Regions from separate parts of the Homo sapiens genome. Here region 2 is linked to region 1. Evidence: chromatin contacts called from ENCODE Hi-C or POLR2A ChIA-PET data. All regions are on one chromosome and are shown on one strand. Each heading gives the region's core, a stretch centred on a gene start or an enhancer-like site at or near the end of the contact. The rest is flanking DNA. Distances are from core to core; before and after follow the strand shown. Region 1 holds the start of NORAD (non-coding RNA activated by DNA damage). Region 2 holds the start of RPN2 (ribophorin II).

Region 1 (5,717 bases), core at 2,271-4,770:
GAGAACAGTATGAGGGAACCACCCCATGACTCAAATTATCTCCCACTGGGTCCCTCCCATAACGTGTGGGAATTATAGGAGTACAATTCAAGATGAGATTTGGATGGAGACACAGCCAAACCATATTACTTGGGAAACAGGTGGATGATACTGCCATTTACTGATAGGGAAGAGCAGGCTCTGGGGAGATACCAAGAGTTTTGTTTTGCACAAGAGGAGTTTCAGATACTGTTGGAACATTCAAGTAGAGCTATCAGGTAGAAAGCAGAATGTATGCTGAGCACAGTGGCTCATGCCTGTAATCTCAGCACTTTGGGAGGCCGAGGTGGGCGGATCATGAGGTCAAGAGTTCCAGACCAGCCTGGCCAACATGGTGAAATCCCATCCCTACTAAGAATACAAAAATTAAAGGGATGTGGTGGCACGTGCCTGTAATCCCAGTTACTCAGGAGGCTGAGTCAGGAGAATCGCTTGAACCTGGGAGGCGAGGGTTGCAGGGAGCCGAGATCACACCACTTCACTCCAGCCCAGACACAGCAAGACTGCGTCTCGGAAAAAAAATAATAAAAGAAAAAGAAAAAGAAAGCAGGATGTATACATGTTTTTCATCATCCTCATCTTTAGGTTCCAGGAATACCCACATGTTTGGCTGCTTAGGCGGTGGGAAGCTCAGAAAGGGGACCAGGAGCCTCTCCTACTCCTTGTCTTGGCTAATGTATCAACTACCAAACTACCCATTAGCGCTAGTGTTTGAAACTTGTATAATCCATGGCTCTTCCTTCCCCTCCTCCCTCTTCTCTCAGGTATTCAGCCCACTGGCTTCTTCTCTTGAAATGCTAGAAACACTCACTTCACCGGTTTTCTACTTCTGTGCAACTCTCCTGGCTCAGGGCCTTGTCATCTCATTGTGGACTAGAGCCCCTGGACTTCTCGCCACCTCTCCTGTCCACCTTCCACCAGCAAGGCCTTTCTGACTGCAGGATTTTCCTCCTGGGAATCATGTCTGAGTCTGCATCAAGAGTCTTAATCCTTTGATCTTTCTTTACATTTCCAGAATTGTATCCAAAGGAACTCAGGGCCAGTGGTGGTAGCTCATGCTTGTACTCCCAGCACTTTGGGAAGCCGAGGCAGGTGGATCACCTGAGGTCAGGAGTTTGAAACCAGCCTGGCCAACACAGTGAAATCTCATCTATACTAAAAATACAAAAATTAGCTGGGCATGGTGGCACACGTTTGTAGTCCCAGCTACTTGGGAGGCTGAAGCAGGAGAATCATTTGAACTCAGGAGTTGGAGGTTGCAGTGGGCCGAGATGGCACCACTGCACTCCAGCCTGGATGACAGAGCGAGACCCTGTCTCAAACATAAATAAATAAATAAATAATTTTAAAAATAATAAAAATGCAGGCCAGGTGCGGTGGCTCACACCTGTAATCCCAGCACTTTGGGAGGCGAAGGTGGGTGGATCACCTGAGGTCACAAGTTCGAGACCAGCCTGACCAACAGGGTAAAACCCCGTCTCTACTAAAAATACAAAAAATTAGCCTGGCCTGGTGGCGAGTGCCTGTAATCCCAGCTACTTGGGAGGCTGAGGCAGGAGAATCACTTGAACCCAGGAGGTGGAGGTTGCAGTGAGTCAAGATCGCACCATTTCACTACAGCCTGGGCAACAGAGCAAGACTCTGCCTCAAAAAAAAAAAATAAAAATACAAATACAAACAAAGGAACTCAGAGGCTGGGGGCGGTGGCTCACGCCTGTAATCCCAGCACTTTGGGAGGCCAAGGCAGGTGGATCACGAGGTCAGAAGTTCGAGACCAGCCTGGCCAACATGGTGAAACCCCCGTCTCTACTCAAAAATACAAAAATTAGCTGGGCGCGGTGGCGGGCGCCTATAATCCCAGCTACTCGTGAGGCTGAGGTAGGAGAATCACTTCAACCTGGGAGGTGGAGGTTGTAGTGAGCCAAGATCGCGCCACTGCACTCTAGACTAGGTGACAGCGCAAGACTCCATCTAAAACAAAAAACAAAAAAACCCAAAGGAATTCAGAAGTCTACACAAAATGTGAAAATTCACGAGGAAGTTCATCACAGCATTAATTCTAAAAGCTGGAAGTGTCATTTCCAACCTTATCTTAATTGACACATCAGCAGCATTTGACACTGTTGATAAATTCCCCTTGAAACACTTTCCTCATTTACTTCCAGGACACCACACTCTCCTGGTTGTTCTCCTACCACCCTGGTCGCTTCTCAGTCTCCTTTGCTGGTTCCTTCTCATTCCCTGACCTGTAAACGTTACCCAGGGATCAGACCTCAGACCTTGTCCCTCTCTTGGTTCTCTCATGCAGCCTCAAGGTTTTAAAGACATCTATATGCTGACGACTCCCAAAGATTCATCTCCAGTTCAAACCTTTCCCTGAATGCCAGACTCATAAATCCATCTGTCTGCTTGACATTTCCACTTGAATGTCAAACAGACATCTCAAACTTAACATGCCTAAAACTCAGCTCCTGGTGTTCTCCCCAAAGCTTGCTCCTCCCATGGTTTCTTCCATCTCACTTAAGGCGGCTGCCTTTTCATTTGCTCAGGCCAAAAAGTGTGGAGTCATCTTTCAGTTCTCGCTCTCCCACTTCACATCTGGTCCGTCAGCAAATCTTATAGACTTGAGCTTATGTCAACCCCTGAATTCAACCACTTTTTGCCCCCTTTGCTGTCGTCGCCCTGGCATAAGTCCCTATCATAGCTCACCTGCTTGATTGCAACAGTCAGTTATCAGGTCTCCCTGCTTCTGCCCCTGCCTCCACTTCAGCTCTCCCGCACTGCAGTTCAACTCCCTCCCATGGTCCCATTTCTCTCCTCTCTTCCCCAGCCTCTTTGCTGTTCCTGGAACAGGCCTGGCCCACATGCTTCGGCTTTGTGGCCTGTGCATAAGCTGTTCCCCTACAGACATCTCCAAGCATGGCTCATCCCCTCGCCTCCTTCGGGTCTCTGCTCCAGAGTCACCTGGCCGTACTATAAAGCATTCCGCACCTGCACTTCATATTCCTCTTTCCTTTTTATGTTTCCAAAGCACTTTCGCTATCTACCCTTTTATGCATTTTAAGGATCTTGTTTATTGTTGTTTCCCTTACTAGAATGTAAATTTTAGGAGAGCAGAAATTTTCCTGTGTTTTTTTCTTTACTGCTGCACTCCCCCGTGCTTAGAGGCACATAGGTGCTCGGTAAACAGGTGGTAAATGAGTCAATAAATGAAATATTGGAGTCTTCTTATCCAGCACCGGAGGAGTAAGGAGATAGAGAAGCAACGTTTGCTCAGGGAATTCTGAGGCCAGTAGCAATTTCCGTTGCGAAGAGCAAGCGGGGTGGAGGGGGCCCTAACCCCACGTGACCACACCCCATTCCCCATTCCCCACCCCCACGCCGGAACATTGCAGACCCGGAACCACGGCTCGCGGGCCCCCAGCGCAAGGGCACTTCCGGTACCGCTCCTCTCTTGCCAGCGCAGAGAACTGCCAAGTCAGTTCCGGTCCGGCAGAGATCGCGGAGAGACGCAGAACGCAGCCCGCTCCTCCAGGGCCCTCCAGGCCCTCCGGCCCCGGGCCGGCGGGTGAACTGGGGGGCCCCGGGACAGGCCGAGCCCTCTGCCCTGCAGATAACGGAGGCCTCTGCTGTGGCTGCCCACTGGCTGTGCCCGCCCACTGGCTGTGCCCAGACCTTGAAGCCGCAGCGAACCTCTCTTTCCCACCCCACCTCGGTGACTAATGGCGGCCGTGGCGTCTCCCAGCCCGGACCCCGCCGGCACCCGGGTCTCCCGACCCAAGCCTCGACGAAACCCCCGCAGAGCCGCCGGGACGCAGCGCCTTTGGGCGGCGCTGGGCGTGGTGGGCCGGGAAGTATGGCGGCAGCTCGAACGCCGCGCGGCGGAGGCCATTAAGGCGTGGACGGCCCGGGAAGGCGGCCTAGGGACGCAAGCAGGCTCGGCCGCCTCTTTAGGCCACGGAGCCGCGCAGATCCGGTTCCCGGGTGACCACTCTGTCGCCATTGGGCGAGACCTACCTAGTCCTGACGACAACGGACAAAGGCCTTAAGGGGCCTGGAAGGTGAGCGAAGTCCCGAACGACGACGGGTGGAACGGTTAGCGGCCATCGGGCGGTTGGTCTTCATTCTACCAGACTTTGCTGTCGGAAGAGAGAAATGGTAGAATGACAGGCCACGTTTGGCCCGTTGGAAATGCCCACCACCCTCTGGGAAGATTTACTGGCCGTTTATGGAAGGCCTGTGTATATAATATGAAAAAGCTGCTCTCAACTCCACCCCAACCTTTTAATAGAAAACATTTGTCACATCTAGCCCTTCTAGATGGAAAGAGGTTGCCGACGTATGATAAAATAGAGTTAGAAAGTTACACATCTTGTAAATTCTCATTTGTTTAAAAGAAATCATAGAAAATACATGTCTTCTGGAGATGACTTTTGGAAATGGAGTTGTTAAGACGGCCTCTGGAAGCGATACGTCCACGTTTGTTAAGTGGGTTAGATGACATGGAGCTGGAAGACCTGAGAAGGAAGAGAAGAAGGTTCTATGCTAGACTGGTCATATTTAGAAGACATTTTCATATTCTATCCATTGTTTTGTGTGCATTTTATTCCTCACTACTGTGTATATAGTTGACAATGCTAAGCTTTTTTGAAATGTCTCTTCTTTTTAGATGTTCTGAAGTGCCTGATATGTTAAAATTAGAGGTAGCAAAATCACATTTTGTAAATACCTTTTTGTTACAATTCATAGGAAATATTTTTGGGGGGGAATGGCCAAATCACCTGTTGAGTAATACTCATTGTGTTTGTGCAGTGGTTCAGGGGAGGAGAGAGGAGGGGGAGGTGCAGAGAGCTCTATGCCATCCTGTTTACAGCGAGGCAAGATGAATCATTATGTCTGTGCATTTTGTTTTACTTATCTGTGTATATAGTGTACATAAAGGACAGACGAGTCCTAATTGACAACATCTAGTCTTTCTGGATGTTAAAGAGGTTGCCAGTGTATGACAAAAGTAGAGTTAGTAAACTAATATATTTTGTACATTTTGTTTTACAAGTCCTAGGAAAGATTGTCTTCTGAAAATTTGATGTCTTCTGGGTTGATGGAGATGGGAAGGGTTCTAGGCCAGAATGTTCACATTTGGAAGACTCTTTCAAATTATAACTGTTGTTACATGTTTGCAGTTTATTCAAGACTGCTGTATACATAGTAGACAAATTAACTCCTTACTTGAAACATCTAGTCTATCTAGATGTTTAGAAGTGCCCGATGTATGTTAAATGTATAGGTAGTAAAATACCACTTTGTAAATATCTTTTTGCTAAAATTCATAGGAAATGCTTTTGGAAATTGAATTGTGAAGCCACCTTTGTGAACAGTATAGTAATGTCTATACTTGTTCAATAGTTTAGAGGAGGTAGGAGGGAAGAAATTGCAAAAGGTAATATTACTAGTGTGTTCATACTTGGACATTTTCAGACACCATTTTTCTATATGTTTTGTGCATTTTGTTTTGCTCTGTATATAGTATATATAATGGACAAATAGTCCTAATTTTTCAACATCTAGTCTCTAGATGTTAAAGAGGTTGCCAGTGTATGACAAAGGAGTAAAATTAGCATATTTTGTACACTTTGTGTTGAAATTCGTAGGAAAACTTGTCTTCTGTAAAGACTTTT
Region 2 (5,717 bases), core at 889-3,388, 1.1 Mb before region 1:
AGCCTGGGGCTCTGTCTCAAAAAAAAAAAAAAAAAAGAAAAGAAAAACCAAATGCAAACATTCTGAATCAGGAGTATGTACACATACAGTGTTTTTTGAGATCAGCAAGGACAGTACAGCTTGAGTGGAATAAGCAAAGGGTAAGAAGTAGATGAGGTAACAGAGGTAGCAGAGGACAAATCCAGAGGGCCTTGTATACCACCGTAGTGGAAGCCACTGGAAAGTTCTTTTTTTTTTTTTTAGACAGAGTCTCGCTCTGTTGCCAGGCTGGAGTGCAGTGGCGCGATCTCGGCTCACTGCAGCCTCCGCCTCCCGGGTTCAAGCGATTCTCCTGCCTCAGCCTCCCAAGTAGCTAGGACTACAGGCACGTGCCACCATGCCCAGCTAATTTTTGTCTTTTTAGTAGAGACGGGGTTTCACCATGTTGGCCAGGATGGTCTTGATCTCTTGACCTCGTGATCCGCCCGCCTCAGCCTCCCAAAGTGCTGGGATTACAGGCGTGAGCTACCGCACCCGGCTGGAGACCACTGGAAAGTTCTAAGCAGAGGAGTGATTTGACTTACACTCTAATGGTATTACTGTGTTGAGAATAAACAATACTGTGTGGAGAACAGACCATGCAGGTGCAAGGACAGAGCAGGGGACACCAGTTGGGAGACTACCGCCATAATCCAAGCCAGAAGATGATGGTGGCCCAAACCAGGGCAACAGCAGTGAACATGATGAGAAGTGATGAGAGTTAGTCTGGCTAGAATTCAAAGTCAAAGCCTATCAGAAACTGCTAATGGACAGAAAGACCTAAGAGAGAGCGGAGTCAAGATACTAATGCTGAATCCCCAATGCCTTGTGCACAGGCGGGTACCCAATATATGAAGATCTAGTGAATGGCTGCGACTAGCATTTTCCCACCTAGACCGTAAATTCCCCTAAAACAGCACCTGTGTCAGAATCCTAATCTTCTCACTCCATGTTAACGAGAGCAGTAACTTTTCTGACTAAAAGTTGAGCACTTAATATGTTAGGTATGCCCACGCTATGCTGTGCTTTGCACACACCAAATCATTAAATCCTCACAACATCTAAGCAAGGTGGCTATTTTCTGCATTTCACAGACCAGGAAAGTAAGGCTCAGAAGTAGTTACCTGCCCTAGGACACATCACTGAAAATCAAACTTCAGGCAATTTGAATCCAAAGTCTGCTTTTAACCACTTTACTATCCTGAACTTCTCAAATAATGAAACGGTGAGCCACTGACTCATTCATGTGTCACCCTGGGCAAGTAAGTTCCCTTCCGTGGGATTCCAACTTCTCATCTGTCAAATGGTAGTAACAAGAGTACATGCTTCCAAAGTTACGATGAGGCTACATGAAATTCCACCCTGCACAGCGTCTACTCAGTAACTTCCAATGCAGTTAACTTAGTTCTTACCTAGGGCCATGCACTGTTCTAAACTAAGCACGAAGATTATTTCACTTAATAAAGCAACTCAACGAGGCAGATAACGTGACTAATTTGACTAACTTATTTTACAGATGAGAAACTGAGGTGTAGAGGGGTTAAGTAACCTGCTTTGGGTTACACAATGAATACGTGGCCGACTGCAAGTTTGCACCTAGAGTGTCACTTGAGAACTTATGCTCCAGGCTCCCAGAGAGAAGTGAGGGTTTTCTTTGCCCCTTTCACTGAATGGGAAACTACAGCACAAAGAAGGACAATCTGCCCAAAACCTCACACGGAGTAAGGGGCAGCGCCGGGACCAGAACCTTAGGCCGCCTGGCCCAGAAGCCCGCGCGAGTGAAATGAATGAGGCCAGACCTAGGCTAAGCGCGTCCGCGGTCCCCACGGCTGAGCCTCGGGGCGACCCGTAGCTCCGCGCTGCACCCCTCCCCCAGGCACCAACCCCGCCAGGTCGCGGGCACTCCCACCAGCTCGCAGCCCTCCTTCGGACCCTCGATCCGAGAGCGCCCCAGCCAGAGCTTGTGCCCATGCCCCTGTCCCGCAGGGGAAGGGGATCCCGCCTGGCCGGCTCTCGAGCGGCGACTAGTAACCTCCCGCGGGCGACAGCCCTCTCCCCAAAGCCACGCGCAACTCCTCACCCGGCGGCGCCATTCCTCCGAGCAGGTCCCGCCGGAGTCCGAGCCGCGGGCTGACTTCCGCTCGGGAAAGTGGCTCCAAGAGCCCGCCACAGGGGACGCCAGGGACTCGCGGCAGGCTCTGCGGGCCAGGATGAGTTCTAAGCACAGGTCAGTGTCCGCGGCCCCGCTGAGCTTCGACGCTTCCAGCAGCCGCGGCCGGGATCCCAGTCCTCCCGCTCACAGGGCCTTGCAGTTCCCGAGGACAGACCCGCCTCTCCCCCGCGCCCAGGCCCACTTGGAACCGACCGTCTCGCAACGCTCCTATTCCGGGAGCTACCGGGACGCGGTTGGGCCAGGCCTCGGGGTGGGCCCGAGACGGGGCCGCTTCTGATTGGCCTGTCTGCTGTCACTCACTCGTCTTTCTGCTGCCCGGCCCATTTTAAAGGAACAGGAAGGGTCTCGTCGGGAGGGGATAGCTTAGAAGGGATTTTTTTTTCCTCTTTAGAAAATTGTGGCAGTTTCTGGCCGGGCGCAGTGGCTCACGCCTGTAATCCCAGAACTTTGGGAGGCCGAGGCGGGCGGATTACCTGAGGTGAGGAGTTCGAGATCAGCCTGGGCAACACGGTGAAACCCCGTCTCTACTAAAAATACAAAATTAGCCGGGCGTGGTCACACATGCCTGTAATCCCAGCTACTCGGGAGCCTGAGGCAGGAGAATCGCTTGGACCTGGGAGGCGGAGGATGCGGTGAGCCAAGATCGCGCCATTGCACTCCAGCCTGGGCAACGAGTAAATCTCCGTCTCACCAAAAAAAAAAGAAAAAGAAAATTATGTCAGTTTTTTCCAAAGATTATCAGTGGGGTTGTTAATAACTGACCTACGAGTGACGTTTTATCTGATTTGCAGAGCAATGCAGTGACTCATAGAGAACATATTAGGCCAGTTTTACAGGCTCAACATGGAGGTGGCTCATCCAGGAACACCGCTCTAATAACTAGCGCCAACTACTGAATGTTTACAGTATAACCCGACACTGTGCCGAACGCTCTACAAGCATTATTTCTTTTCTTTCCTTTTTTATTGATACGGGATCTTGCTCTGTCGCCCAGGCTGGAGTGCAGTGGTGCGATCACAGCTTACTGCAGCCTCGACATCCTGGGCTCAAGCAATCTTCCCTCCCGCCTCAGCCTCCGGAGTAGCTGGGACTGCTGCCTTGCGACACCACGCCCAGCTAATCTTTAAAATTATTTTTGGTAGATACCGCGTCTCGCTTTGTTGCCCAGGCTGGTCTGGAACTCGGGCTCAAAGGATCCTTCGGCCTTAGCCTCCCAAAGTGCTGAGATTACAGGCTAATCCCATTTTAAAGAGAAGGAAACAGATTTGAACCTAGGCAGCTGACTCCAGAATCTGTGCTTTTAACTACAGTTTTATGAACATATAAAGTATGCACAATATAACTCTTATTAACGTTATTATTGTCCCAAATGTTATCCCGCATGGGAGAGAGTCAGTTCTTTCTGTGTCTGTTATGATAGCCACTAGCCTTATGTGGATATTTAAATTTGAATTTAAATGGATTAAAATTAAGTAAAATTTAAAATTCAGTCTCTCATTTGTACTAGCCACATTTCAAGTGCTCAGTAGCCACAGATAACTAGTGGATATCAGATTGGACCACTCAAAATTATAGGACATCTTCATTATTGCAGAAAGTTCCATTGGGCAGTGCTGATGTAGAATATATAAAGAATTCTCCCAGCTCAAGAATAAGACAACCAACCAGTGGTGTGCTGGAGCTGTCTCATACTATCTTGAGAGTCCATTGTTAAATTTGCAGTAATTTTGCAAATTGGTTAAATACAGCCATTTAGAAAATTATATCAATTTAGGATGAAATAAAGTATATTGAAAACAAAACTCATTATTTTCTAATTATTTCACTACATTTTACGTTTTGTGTGCTTTTGTGGTTGCTTATATCTGTTGTAACTGTGTGGTGGAAATATATGACAGTATGCCATTGAACATCTCTTCCCAAGGTAGTATTGGTAGCTTGATTTTGGCCATGATGGGAGTATTTACACCACAGACTTAGCATATGCAGCCAGGAATGGTGGCTCAGTCTGTAATCCCAGAGCTTTTGGGAGGCTGAGGTAGGAGGATCACTTGAGTCCAGGAATTCGAGACCCACCTGGGCAACACAGCAAGACCTGCCTCTACAAAAAAAAAATTTTGATTAGCCAGGTGTGGTGGCTCGCATCTGTGGTCCTAGTGACTAGCTGTGGACCACAGATGGGAGCCACCACACCTGACTAATGAAAAAGAAAAAGACCAACAATAGCAAATGTTGGCAAGGATGTGGAGCAACAGGATCTCTCATATCCTGCTGATGGAAATGTAAAGTGGTACGACCATTTTGGAAACAGATTGACAGCTTCTTCGTTGTTTGTTTGTTTGTTTTGAGACAAAGTCTCCCTCTGTCACCCAGGCTGGAGTGCAATGGCACAATCTCAGTTCACTGCAACTTCCATCTCCTGGGTTCAAGCGATTCTCGTGTCTCAGCCTCCCGAGTAGCTGGGATTACAGGCGCGCGCCACACTGCCTGGCTGAATTTTTTTGTATTTTTAGTAGAGACGGGGTTTCACCATGTTGGCCAGGCTGGTCTCAAACTCCTGACCTCAAGTGATCCACTCACCTCAGCCTCCCAAAGTGCTGGGATTACAGGCGTGAGCCACTGGCGGTGGTTGTTTTTTACGAGGCAAGGTCTCCATCTGTCGCTCAGGCTGGAATACAGTGATGGAATCATAGCTCACTGCCGCCTTCACCTCCTGGACTCTAGGACCCTCTTGCCTTGGCTTCCTGAGTAACTGGGACTACAGGCACATGCCACCACCCCCAGCTAATTTTTTGTAGAGATCGGATTTTGCTATGTTACCCAGGCTTGTCTCAAACTCTTGGTATCAGGCAATCCTTTCGCCTTAGCCTCCCAAAGGCAATGGGAATACAGGCGTGAGACACAACACGTGGCCAGGCAGCATCTTAAGAAGTCAGTTACACAATCTACCACACAACCCAACCATTCTGCTCCTAGAGGGTTTCTTTGTTTTTAATGAACTCATTTTTTATTAAAGAAATATATGCATACAGGACAGAGTTCAAACTTTATTGGTTTGGGGTGTCCTTCCAAAATTGTTTTATTGGCTGGGCGCCGTGGCTCATGCCTGTGATCCCCACACTTCGGGAGGCCAAAGTGGGCAGATCACCTGAGGTCAGGAGTTTGAGACCAGCCTGGCCAACATGACGAAACCCTGTCTCTACTAAAAATATAAAAATTAGCCGGGCGTGGTGGCAGGCACCTGTAATCCCAGCTACTCAGAAGGCTGAGGCATGAGAATCACGTGAACCCAGGAGGCAGAGAGGTTGCAGTGAGCTGAGATTGCACCACTGCACTTCAGCCTGAGCGACAAAGTGAGACTCTGTGTCAAAAAAAATAAAAATTAAAAATAATAAATAATTTTAAAAAATGAATTCCGTAAGTTGTGTTTTTGTTTCTTCTAGAGACAAGTTCTCTCTGTCAGTCAAGCTGGAGTGCAGTGGTGCCATCATAGCTTAAACTCTGCAGTCTTAAACTCCTGGGCTTA

Evidence for each region. Hi-C counts contacts between places; a loop is a spot of excess contacts on that map. ChIA-PET counts read pairs that join two places held with the same protein, here RNA polymerase II (POLR2A). Pooled maps may share reads with other maps.
Region 2: a loop to region 1 is called in a map of naive thymus-derived CD4-positive, alpha-beta T cell, with 11 times the contacts of the local background. The contact joins the promoter of RPN2 here to the promoter of NORAD in region 1. A Hi-C loop is called at or near these places in 1 of 168 maps with a recorded cell type or tissue (naive thymus-derived CD4-positive, alpha-beta T cell), 1 of 37 single-sample maps with no recorded cell type and 9 of 50 pooled maps. POLR2A ChIA-PET finds 5 or more read pairs at or near these places in 1 of 52 experiments (activated B cell).

What each region holds. Positions count from the first base shown.
Region 1 is chr20:36,048,763-36,054,479 of GRCh38, reverse strand. It overlaps NORAD (non-coding RNA activated by DNA damage), which reads left to right and starts at 3,520. Exons shown (of 1, transcript NR_027451.1): 1 at 3,520-5,717. RefSeq lists enhancers at 98-277, 3,272-3,843, 3,324-4,523 and a silencer at 3,575-3,784.
Region 2 is chr20:37,175,751-37,181,467 of GRCh38, reverse strand. It overlaps RPN2 (ribophorin II), which reads right to left and starts at 2,138. Exons shown (of 17, transcript NM_002951.5): 1 at 2,099-2,138. The coding sequence starts at 2,111. MROH8 (maestro heat like repeat family member 8) reads left to right here and starts at 1,920. Exons shown (of 25, transcript NM_152503.8): 1 at 1,920-2,079; 2 at 2,081-2,245. The coding sequence starts at 1,988. RefSeq lists a silencer at 1,863-1,912 and enhancers at 1,463-2,020, 2,033-2,082, 2,433-2,512, 2,021-2,580.